Linked DNA regions of Homo sapiens: region 2 is linked to region 1. Evidence: chromatin contacts called from ENCODE Hi-C or POLR2A ChIA-PET data. All regions are on one chromosome and are shown on one strand. The core of a region is the stretch at or near the end of the contact, and the rest is flanking DNA. Distances in the headings are between cores, read along the strand shown.

What was found. Hi-C counts contacts between places; a loop is a spot of excess contacts on that map. ChIA-PET counts read pairs that join two places held with the same protein, here RNA polymerase II (POLR2A). Pooled maps may share reads with other maps.
Region 2: a loop to region 1 is called in a pooled map, with 2.3 times the contacts of the local background. The contact joins the enhancer-like site here to the promoter of GFOD1 in region 1. A Hi-C loop is called at or near these places in 2 of 168 maps with a recorded cell type or tissue (posterior cingulate gyrus and transverse colon) and 2 of 50 pooled maps. POLR2A ChIA-PET finds 5 or more read pairs at or near these places in 6 of 52 experiments (H1, HepG2, RWPE1 and 3 more).

The regions. Positions count from the first base shown.
Region 1 is chr6:13,483,973-13,489,870 of GRCh38, reverse strand. It overlaps GFOD1 (Gfo/Idh/MocA-like oxidoreductase domain containing 1), which reads left to right and starts at 2,271. Exons shown (of 2, transcript NM_018988.4): 1 at 2,271-3,233. The coding sequence starts at 2,981. GFOD1-AS1 (GFOD1 antisense RNA 1) reads right to left here and starts at 3,610. Exons shown (of 2, transcript NR_046709.1): 1 at 3,418-3,610; 2 at 3,100-3,190. RefSeq lists enhancers at 1,220-1,349, 2,910-3,019, 5,655-5,724 and silencers at 1,410-1,519, 1,900-2,279, 2,300-2,779, 2,920-3,083.
Region 2 is chr6:13,551,676-13,557,573 of GRCh38, reverse strand. No RefSeq gene overlaps it. Among named protein-coding and RNA genes, the nearest start is that of SIRT5, 20 kb to the left of the region's middle. Within about 2 kb of position 2,458, at least 8 of the 41 ENCODE cell types and tissues checked have a DNase peak (open chromatin) inside an H3K27ac peak, as active enhancers do.

The sequences.
Region 1 (5,898 bases), core at 1,022-3,521:
ACACCACCATGTCCAGCTAATTTTTAAATTTTTTAGGAAATGAGGTCTTGCTACGTCGCCCAAGCTGGTCTAGAACTTCCGGCTTAAGCGATACCCCTGGTTAGGCCTCCCCAGTCAGTGGGATTATAGGTGTGAGCCACCACAGCAGGCTTAGAAGGTCCATTTTTTATTCACACTCAAGCTAGGGGTAGAGTTCTTTTTAAAAGAACACAAACAAAACTCCATCTTATTACTTAGATATTGCTTCACTGTACAATGGTCTCTCTCATCAAGAAATGACATTGGTAACAGACCCATTCTCTATATTTATTTATTTAACATTTATATAGAACTTACTATGCACCATGCCTTATTCTCAGGACTTTGTAAGTATTAGTGAATACGATCCTGTAAAACCCCTTGTGGTATATACCATTATTACCCACCCATTTTATAGATGAAACTATGCCGCAGAGAAGTGATTTGCTCAAGGTCCCACAGCTAGTAAATGGCAGAGCCAGAAGTCAACGCCAGTGGCTCTAGCTGTGCTCCGACCACTACTGCACATCCTCTGCTCCCTGAAAGCCTGGCCATCTCTGACATGTGACAAGCCTGTGATGTATCCAGCCCCTTGGGTCTGACACCACTGCCTGCCCCTGTGCCCAGATAGGCGTTCCTGCCTTGGTTCTTACAAAACCCCTGCTCAAAAGAAGCCTGTTAGTATTGAGGGCAACACCCCTCTTTGTCTCTCAGTCCTCCCCAGGCTGCTGCCAGCCACCCAGCACTGTGTCCTTTGTGCCTTTCTTCTAATGCCCTAGGTCAGCCTCCACCCCGCATTGCCACACACAGCTTTTTTGGTATCCTGCTCTCTCCACGCGCCCCGCCTCACTGCCAGTTGTTACAAGTTGTTTTAAACTCTTGCAAGTATCACGTTTTCCACTCGTGTTGCGGCAGACCATGTGCTACATTGAGCCCAGTGCTGAAGACAGGAGATGAACATGACCTGACCCATGACCTCTCCAGAGACCTTCAGCTAGAAGACGTGCCTTTCACTTTTTAGTCCCCTCTCCCGGCACCAAATGGGTGCGAAGCGGGCATTCGATGAATATGCATACATTTATTTAGCAAATGTTTATTGAGCGCCTACTACATACAGGGCAAGGCAGTGTGCCAGGTGCCAAGGATATGGCGGAAAACCAGACAGACGCAGAGTCCCCATGGCTCCAGAGGTGCGGGGCCAGCCTTGGCCAGTCCTCCTCAGTGCCCCCTCGAGGGCCTGGGAAGGGTGCAGGGTGGTGGAGGTGGGGGCAAGCTGGGAGAAGTAAAGGCTGCGGTAAGTGGCGACGGCAACAGGAGCCGAAGCAAGAGGCGGGCGTGGCATGTGGCCAGGGCGACGTATCCGTCTCGAAACTAGACACGAGACGCACGTGCCGCAGCGGCCTCGGAGACCCCCTGCCCCGCTGCGGCCGTACACACCACAGCGTCTACGCGGGGGCGGGCATGGGCCTAGGGGCGGGGGAGGTGGGAGGCAGATGGGAGCCCGCCAAGACTGGACTGTCTTGGAAGAAGGCGGCTGAACCGTGCGTGCGCGGCCGGAGCGGGGGCGCGCGATTGGAGCAGGCTAGCTTGGAAGGAGACCGTAGAAGTCTGCGGTTCCGTGCCCAGACTCTGGGGCCTGGATTCCAATCGCAGGCCTGTTGCTTATATATGTCACCTTGCGCAAGTCCCTTAGCCTTCATTGCGGCTCATTCACATCACTGGTAAAATGGGTTTACAATAACCTTAGGTTGCTGCGAGGACTAAAAGGGACAATACCTGGAAAGGCGTTAGTATGATGCTCAGCACGCAAGAAACGCTCCGGGAGCCGAGGTTATTATTATCGGCTGTTCGCACCTCGCCGGGTCCCCTCACCTACCCCAGGCCAAGGCGCCCACTGCTCTCTTCCAAGGGACAGGCGACTAACCTATTAGGGCGCGTCCTGCCTAGATAGATGTATTTGCTTGGTTGGGGCGGGGTTTGGAGTGAAGCAGGGAAGAGAAGGAGATGGTGAGGGCAAAGAAAGGGAAGAAGCGGAGGGGCAGGAGGCGGGCGAGGCGGCCTGGGCGGGGCCGGGGAGGAGCCGGGCTGGGCTCCCGGGGCCCGGGCGCAGCGCGCACCCGGAGCTGGCGGCGGCGGGGGCGGGGGCGGCGCGCGGCGGCCAATGGCGCGCGGCGCTGCAGCGAGGGCGGTGCAGGAACACCGGCCGCTGACAGCCAAACTCGCCAACTCCGCCCTCGTCCCCGCGGGATCCCAGAGCCTGAGCCGGCCTGGGGCCGAGGCCGCCCGAGCCGCGAGGCGAGCGAACATGGCAGCAGAATGAGGAGGCTGGCGCCGGGTCGTGGCCGCCGCTGCCGCGCTGCAGCTCGGGATCCCAGTCCGGCGCGCTCCGGGCCGCATCCTTAGCCGGCCTCCTGGCGGCCGCGGGATTATTTCATTCCCAACGGAGAGCTAGGAAGAAAGGAGACTCCCCCGCGGAGCGGTTCCGTGCTCTGGCAGGGTGTAGACGTTTGTCTGTGCGATTCGCCGGCTGCGCAAACGACGCGGGAGAGAGCCGGTCCCGGGCTGCGGCGGCGCGGCCGCGGGGATGAGCCGGCCATGGAGCGGCCTTGGCGGGGCGCACGCAGCGGACTGGCGCTGCCGCGGGAGCGCAGCCTGAGCCGGGGCTCCAGGGGGCTTCGAAGCCTCCGGCGCCCTGGGGGGGTCCCTGCCGCCGACTCCGGGAAGGACGCGAGCCCCGCGTGGCGGACACTGCCGCAGTCACCGTTCTGAGGCGCCCCGAGCTTGCTCCGCCTGCAGCTCGGTGCGCTCTGGGCACCCGGGCGCCTTGCCCGGTGCACGGCGGCTGGCGCACCGCGGCTAGATTGGCTACAGGAGCGGGGTGCAGGACTGGCTAGAGGTGGGTGTGTGCGCGCGTTGGACTGGAGATCCGAGCAGAAGCAGAACCAGGCGGCTCTGAGCAGCCATGCTTCCCGGGGTGGGCGTGTTCGGCACCAGCCTCACGGCCCGTGTCATCATCCCGCTGCTGAAAGACGAGGGCTTCGCGGTGAAGGCGCTGTGGGGCCGCACGCAGGAAGAAGCGGAGGAGCTGGCCAAGGAGATGAGTGTCCCCTTCTACACTAGCCGCATTGATGAGGTGCTGCTGCATCAGGACGTGGACTTGGTGTGCATTAACCTGCCGCCGCCCCTCACCAGACAGATCGCTGTCAAAACCCTAGGTGAGCGACCCCTACCCCGCATCCTCCGTCCCACCCCCGCCCTTTAACCTTCTCTAGGTTCCTTCCCCCCTGCCTTTCCCTCTCCGCATCCCAGAAGCTTACCCTGCATCTACGCTGCCCCGGGGATCTGAGATCCCAGATCCGACTCAGAGCTCCCTCCTTCCTCGTCCCCGGCCTTCCCCACCTTTGCGCTTCCCTCCTGCCTCCTGGCACCACTTGGACGCGCTTCCCCACGTGTGTAGATTGCAGGCTGGAGAAGGCGTGTGTTCCGGGGATCCGAACTAGGAAGATCAGATGCCGATAATAGGGGATAGGGTGCTCCGCGAGAAGAGGAAAGTTACTCCTCAGCTGTGTGTGTAGTGTCCAAGTGTGTGTGTGTGGGGGGGGGGGATGGGGGGGTGGAGGAGGGTTGTGCGCGCGCGCGCCTGGGAGAGGCGAGTGCGCGCCCAGAAACGCCTGAATAAAAGGCCGCACACGTGTGTCGGGTTTTCTTGGGTGCGATAGAGGACCTGCCCTTCAGCAGCGGTGGCGCCCTGCTAGGGTCGTTTGTTTCTTTCTGCTGTGAGTTAGTTTAGCGTGAGATTGCAGATGTTACCATCGGCTGGAATTATTTCGTCTGCGCTGGAGGCAAGGACGGTGGGAGTGGTTGGATGGGGGTGATGATGTATTAGAATGTTTTCAGAGGCGTCATAGGTTAGTAAAGACTGATTTGGTAAAACCAGGGGGTTTTAACTTTTGACTGCAGCCTCCCGGGAAATGTCTTCTGCCCCAATTTGGAGTAATAGATTTTAAATTTTTAGGAGGATGGGCGCAGTAGCTCCAGAGGCATGGATGCTTTGCATGAGAAAAGGCCCTCCCTAATCGCCTTCAGGAATAGTTTCGGAAGGCACAGTGTTGACCCGTGGGCTGGAGATGAGTTCAGGGTGCCTCACCATCTGGTCCCTGCTCCCCTCAACTCCCAGGCAGTCTGAACAATCTCTGAGGACAGAGTAGCAGCCTCTCAGCCTATGCTCAGGGGAAAGAGAAGGGCATGTTTTGTTCATCATCAGTTCTTGCACGTAACCTAAAACAATCCCAGGAAGGTTGCTTGATCTTACAATTCCAAGAAAATGAGCAGCTCACCTTTGAAAGCTGAAGTTTCTATTGGTGAGGAAAAACACAAAGCTTATAACAAGAACAAAGCTTATAACCAGATGAAGCGAATAGTAGAACAGATTAGAAGGGAGGAGCTGCGAAGGAACAGAGACAACATCCAGAAACCAGCCGGAAGTTATGTAGTCTTGGAAAGACTGTTTTATTTGTTAAAAATAGGTATGGATTCAGGGTAGGTGAAATATACGTGTGTTTTAATTCTGTCTTCGAAGAGCTATGAACAGAATGTAAAACTCTTTCTCCATAGAAAGGCATTTTCATCAGGCCATTTGGCTATTGACTCAGATGCAACATCTGATAGAATTCCTAAGGAGGCTGCCCACATTGTCAGTTTTAATTGTCAGTTAATTTTATTAAGTGTCTGCCCTTTGTGGCCTGTTTCTTTGGCCTTGAACTGAATGCCATTGAACTGAATGCTAATATTTATTTTCTGTTTAATGGAACATGTATGTTGGGTGGATAACTCCCTTGTTTACATTGGCTCTTTGCATATCAAATATCTTATAACGATCTTATGGTATAATTCTATTAGTGCAATTTGTACAAAACTGGTCCCTGATGAGCCCTGCGTATACTGGAGAGCTTAGGACTGGTCATATCTGAAAGACCATGTTGTTAACATCGTTTCTCCACCATAAAGATGGCAGTTCCTGTCCTGGGTTCAGACCCACAGAGCAAACCTAGAGCAGGAGGGTGGCAATTTGGGGAACAAGGATGACCTTGTTTTCTGGCTGTCTCTGGGACCATGGCCATGAAAGTGTCTGGGGGCTCTGGTTTCAAGAGATGTGACACAAATTAGACATTTCTGGATACTTCTTCTGTTCTTATTTTTCAAATATCCCTGTGACTTTAATTAACAAGACATGTCTGTTACCTCTTCAAAACCAGCGATAAGAGGCATAATAGACCTAGTTTAGTAATGGTGATGACAGAATAGGGTTTTGTTCATGTTTTTAGGGTAGGTTTTGAGCTTCTTTCTTCTTTCTTTTTTTAACTCCTTCTTTTGCAGGGTGCCCCTGCGAGTGCACAGTGGGGTGGTCGTCTTGGTTTGCTTTACAGTCACTGTTGAAGGTTCAACACATAGAACGTAGGAAGTGAAAAACCCCAAACAGTTATCAGGCTGATCTGGCTGTTGGGAGTGTATAGATACGAGTGTTTGCCTGGAATTGAAACTAGCTACTTTGACTCATCCTGGTAAATTGTCCTTTTAGCAAAGGCCTGGACTTTGAATTGCTTGCCCAGTGAGGGTGACAGGTCTGTAGCCTTCGATCCACACTCATAACTGGTCACAGGCCTGTCAAAGTAAGGGGCTAGGGACCCTACTTTGTAGGGACCCTACAAAGTGTGGTCTAGGGACCACAGTGAAATGAAACTTCAGATCAATTGAATCACACACATCCTCCTTTAATTTTTAAAAATTTCCTCAAAATCCCTACCTTTGTGAATGAGGCATTCCTCTGTTGTAGAGGCATTTCTACCAAGTGTACTTTCTACACTGTCCAAGGCTGCCTCT
Region 2 (5,898 bases), core at 1,209-3,708, 68 kb before region 1:
AAAAAAAAATCACTGGACCTGATTACTTATAAAATACAATTAAGTCCAAACAACTCACTAATTCTTGATTTTAAAAATCAACTATATTTTTAAGTAATAGTTTTTATTGCTGATGAAGATAGAAAGGGGTCTAGTTGGACATTAGTATGACTCTCTATATGTAAAGCTACTTGAAACATTTATAGCAATTCCATTTTCATTTTTAGAAATCCATCTATCCTAAAGAAAATCTAAATCTAAATATAGTTTTGCTCAAAGATGTTCATTGCATTATCCACAATCACAAGTTCAACATTATCTATAACCAGAAAAAATGGAAAGTAACCCAAATGTCCATTAATAGGTGAATGATCTCATAAATTGTGATAAAGCAACTCAAAACATTGGACAACAGCTACAATTATGTTTAAGTAGAGTTATTATAACATGGTAAAGGTCATGTTCAATATTAAGTGAAAAATGCATGATATGCCTGGTTGTGCCATTTTCTAGCTCTGTGGCTAGTAAGAGATTCCATTTCTCATCTGTAAAATGTGAAGTAACAAAACTGTCTTTCCATCAGTTTGTTTTGATCATTAGGTAAAATTAGCCCAGCACTTTGGGAGGCCGAGGCAGGAGGGTTGTTTGAAGCCTGGATTTAGAGATCAGCCTGGGAAACATAGCAAGACCCTCTACAAAAAACAAACAAAAATACAAAAAAATTAGTCGAATTGGTGGTGCACTCCTATAGTCCCAGCTACACAGGAGGCTGAGTTGGGAGGATCACTTGGGCCCAGCAGTTTGAGGCTGCAGGGGGCTATGATTGTGCCACTGTACTACAGCCTGGGACAGAGGGAGATACTGTCTCTAAAATATATATCTATATGGATATATAATTATGTACACAAAGTGCTTAGCAAAATGTCTGGAAAATATCAAATGCTTAATACATTATAGCTTTTTTTTTTTTTTTTTGAGATGGAGTCTCGCTCTGTTGCCAGGCTGGAGTGCAGTGGCACCATCTTGGCTCACTGCAACCTCCGCCTCCTGGGTTCAAGCGATTCTCCTGCCTCAGCCTCCCGAGTGAGTAGCTGGGACTGCAGGCATGCACCACCACACCCAGCTAATTTTTGTATTTTTAGTAGAGACGGGGCTTCACCATGTTGGCCAGGATGGTCTCGATCTCTTGACCTCGTGATCCACCTGCCTCGGCCTCCCAAAGTGCTGGGATTACAGGCGTGAGCCACCGTGCCCGGCCACCTTGTTTTTTTTTTTTTAGAGTGAGATATAACCTTGCATTTAAGGAGTCATCACAAGTATTTAAATTCAAAAGCTAAGCCTACAGGAAACCCTAGAAAGAAACAGGTCAAAGTCAGGGGTGGTGTCTGTAAGTGATTAACTATAGGTTCAAATATGTTTCAACCCTTCTATATCTCCACTACTTTTATAATGGATGAAAAAAGCTGGGTTCTTTTCTTTCTTTTTTAAAAAATTTAGTTAAGTTTATAACAATAGTTTCCAAAGATGAGTGGCAGAAATAGATTGCCACCAAAGTTCAGGTAGACATTACAAACATTATTTGGCAGTAAATTCAGTGACTTCACTGGTCATGGAAAAGGGAGGGGTTGCCACCCTCAAGCCCCCAGCTCCTCTCCCCCCACTCTGCTATCTAGGCCATGCCAGGACACAGCTGAGCCTAAAAAGGGCTTTTCTAGTGTTTATAAAGCTGCCTCCATGGCCTGTCTTCTTGTGCTTCTTGCATTCTTTTCTCCCGCAAGCAGAGAACTGCAAAGACAGATTTTCCATAAAAAGCCGAGCTTTTATATAACCAAAAGCCTGATTCATCTTGCTTTACTTAATGAACGCCCAAATGGATTTTTATTTTTACATTCTCAAAAAAACTCCCTTCTTTATCCTTGAGTTAGAGGTAAGTGGTATTTTTGTTTTTGTTTTTAAGTTGTCATATTCTTTACTGAAAAATAAACTATAGGGAAAAACTCTGCTAGTCATTCTTTTCCCAGGACCATCGTCTACACATTTTGGGGATAAGGGTGCATGCTCGCTCTGTTTGCACATATCCTCACAGGTGTGATGTGGAATACAGGGATCTGTGGGGAGGGAAGAAAATGGGGGCAAGTCATTGTAGAAAAGTCACGACTATCCCTGAATTCTAATGTTCTGGTATTCATTTCAAGGACAACCGCGAATAAGGCTTGGGATAAATATCCTCAAATAACCTCCCATGAATTTATACACATCCCATAACCAGAAAACATTCAGAACTTTCTCCACCCATTGCTTCCTTCCTCTCCAGTCTTTTTAAAAGTTGTTTGATTCACAGCCACGTCATACTGTCCCCACCTAGCGCTGCCTGCTCCCCTCCACCCTGGCGCCTGCAAAGAAAGCGGCTCTTCATGGAAAGGCAGCTGCATGTGGCTTCCCTCCCTCCCATGGGCTGGGAAGGTAGAACTCCCGCCTGGAGGAGCTGGGCAAGCCTGGCGCCAACCCCATCCCCAGCCCAGCTCTTCCCAGCTGCGTGGTGAGGCAGGCTCTGAGCCTGGGATTTACCACGAAAAGGCTCAAGGAGCATAGGCAGGCTGGCCTTCATGCCCCTGAACTTGAGATAAATGCTGTCTCCTCTTGGCCAGCACTTCCTTGCAGTGCCTATTAGATAGAGAAGAAAACTAACAAGAAAGACTATTTCAGTCTTTGCTGTGACCATGGAAAAAAGATCATGCTGAGATTTATAAAACAGATGAATGTGCCCCAACCCAGGCACAAGAGCTTTGCCTTAGAGTGAGGTTTCTCAACCTTGGAACAATTGGCATGTAGGGCCAGATAATTATTTGTTTTAAGAGGCTGTTCTGTGTGTTGTGAGATATTTACCAGCATCCCTGGTCTCTATCCACCAGGTAGAGACCCCCACCCCAAGCTGTAACAACCAAAAACATCCCCAGACATTGCCAAATGTCTTCCAGGAGGCAGATAAAATACAAGGTGCCCAATTAAATTTGTATTTCAGATAAATAATGTGATATTTGGAAGGTACTTATGCAAACAAATTTTCTGTTGTTTTCTGAAATTTAAATTTAACTGAGCACCATGAATTTTTATGTGCTCAATCTGGCAACCTTACCTGGGGAACAAAATCATTCCCAGTTGAAAACCACTGCCTTAAAAATACCAGGAACTTGGGGGACAGTTCTGGGGCTTGGGTTTCTCATCAGCGGGATTGATCGTCTGCCCAGTCTAATGATTCTGAAAGCTGGAGATTTGGAATAGTCTCACCCCCGAGCCCCTCCATCTTGCATGCTCCCCAGCCACCTCTGCCCCAAGGCAGACCTGCAGGGAAGAATTTCTCTCTGGAGAAACTGACTGGGGACACAGAAACCACCTCATCACATTGATATTTGGGATTCTGCAAAAAAAGAGGGCAGACCCTCTGGTTGATCATCCTAGCAAGAGGCCTGCCCTGCAATAAGCCTCACCCAATGGAAGATTGCTTCCCACTAACAATTTTTGATGCCTCACTCTTGGATAAAAATGGACAACCAGTGATTTAGGAGGGAAATCTCCCAATATGACAGAGATAGACTATAGCCTATCCTGCTGGTCTCGTTTCTTTCTTTTAACAAAGCCCTAAATGTATTCAGGGTAGTAATGTGCACAGTTCTAGATGATGAATCATCATTGGGCCATGCCAGAAATGGCTGGCATTCCCTTTTCCATTATTTTTTCTTGCTATGAATGCAGATGTGATGCTTGGAGCTATGGCAACAATCTTATGGTCATGAGGAAAAAGCCAAAAGAACTCTAGTGCTACCAGCCAATATCTGGTTGGCATTAACCAATGCCAACATCTACCTATTACTGTATTTCTTGTGATAAGAGAAAAATAAACTCCTTTTTGTTTAAGTTTTTTGTAACTTGTAGCTGAAAGCATTCTTAACTGATACGAAGACCAAAGTAAATAATTCAGGACACAGAAAAACAAAAAAACCCACAACTTACTCAAATCTGTGTAACATCCTTAGAGAAATCAAATATTGATTAATCATTCCTCCAAAAGAGAGTATTTTTATGAATTTCTCATTTCTAGTATTTCTTTAAGTACAATATATATTCTTTTTTTTTTTTTTTGAGACTGAGTCTTGCTCTGTCATCCAGGCTGGGGTACAGTGGCACAATCTCAGTTCACTGCAGTCTTCACCTCAGCAGTTCTCCTGCCTCAGCCACCCAAGTATCTGGGACCACAGACATGCACCACCATGCTTGGCTATTTTTTTTTTTTTTTTTTGTATTTTTAGTACAGATGGGGTTTGGACATGTTGGCCAGGCTGGTCTTGAATTCCTGACCACAAGTGATCCACCCAACTCGGTCTCACAAAGTACTGGGAATACAGATGTGAGCCACCACACCCAGCCTAAATACAATATATATTCTTATTCCCTCCTTTTTACACTAAAGGTAGCATACTATATACATTCAATCAAATAATATTCTGTACACTGTTCTGAATTTTGCTTTCATCACTTAACAATACAGTCTGTGATCTCTCTGCATCAGCATGAGATCTACCATATTTCTTTTTACAGCTCCATCAAATTGGTGTACCCTAGTTTGTTCAGCCAGTATTTGACTGTTCAATGCCTGGGTGGTTTATAATCTTTAAATTTTACATATTATGCCACAGTGAATAGACTCGTACATATGTTCTTTCATACTTATGTATGAGATTGTGTAGGATATATTCTCAGAGCAGAAAATATGTCTGTATTTTTGGTAGCTGTTGCCAGATCCCCCTCCATAAGGAGTTGTATGATTTTGCAATAAGAAAATACAAGACCAGCCTGGCCAACATGGTGAAATGCCATCTCTACTAAAAATACAAAAAGTAGCTGTCATGGTGGCGGGCACCTGTAATCCCAGCTACTCAGGAGGCTGAGCCAAGAGAATCGCTTGAACCGGGGAGGCAGAGGTTGCAGTGAGCCGCCAAGATCGCGCCACTGAACTCCAGCCTGGATGACAGAGCAAGATTCAGTCTCAAGAAAAGAAAAAAAAGAGAGAAAGAAAGAGAGAAAGAGAGAAAGGGAAAGAAAGAAAGAAGGAAAGAAAGAAAGAAAGAAAGAAAGAAAGAAAGAAAGAAAGAAAGAAAGAAAGAAAGAAAAAAAGAAAATACAGGAGTGCCTATTTCTCTTCAGCCTTCCCAACAAAATATGATGTCAAATATTTAGGATTCTTTTCCCCCCCACCATATTAGGGAAAAAATGGCAGCTTGGTATAGTTTATATCTATATTTTTCTTATTATAAGTGAAATTGTTCATATTTTTATATGTTTAAGGGTCATTTATAGTTCTTTCTTCCATGAACTCTCCATTGCTTCTACTTTTTATTTTTGTCTTGATTTCTAGGAACACTATAAAGGGAGATTAGCCCTTTGTGATACAATTTACAAATATTTTCCTACTCTGTCTTTTGATTGCACTTTTGATGTTTTTGCCACGTAAAAGTCTTTGTTATTTTATGTGGTTATCAATCTTTTCTTTGATGACTTCTGAATTCCAAATCATAATTAAAAATGCCTTCTCTGTCCCTTAAAGAGTTTACCCTATTCTCTTTTATTAGATATTCATATATTTTGCAGTTTAATTACTTACATTTAAATCTTTGATCCATTTTGAGTCTACCTGGCCATATGGTGTGAAGTGTGGATCTAGCTCTATCTTATTTCAAATGGCTGACCAATTACCCCAATACCTTTTGCTAAAAAGTTGGTCTTTATTCCATGAACTGGAGATGACACCTTTGTCATATATTAAATTTCTCTGTAAGGTTGAATCTCTCTGTGGGCCTTCTATTCTACTCCATGGATCTGCCTGTCTTTCATGCATAATACCATACTGTTTTTATTACTAAG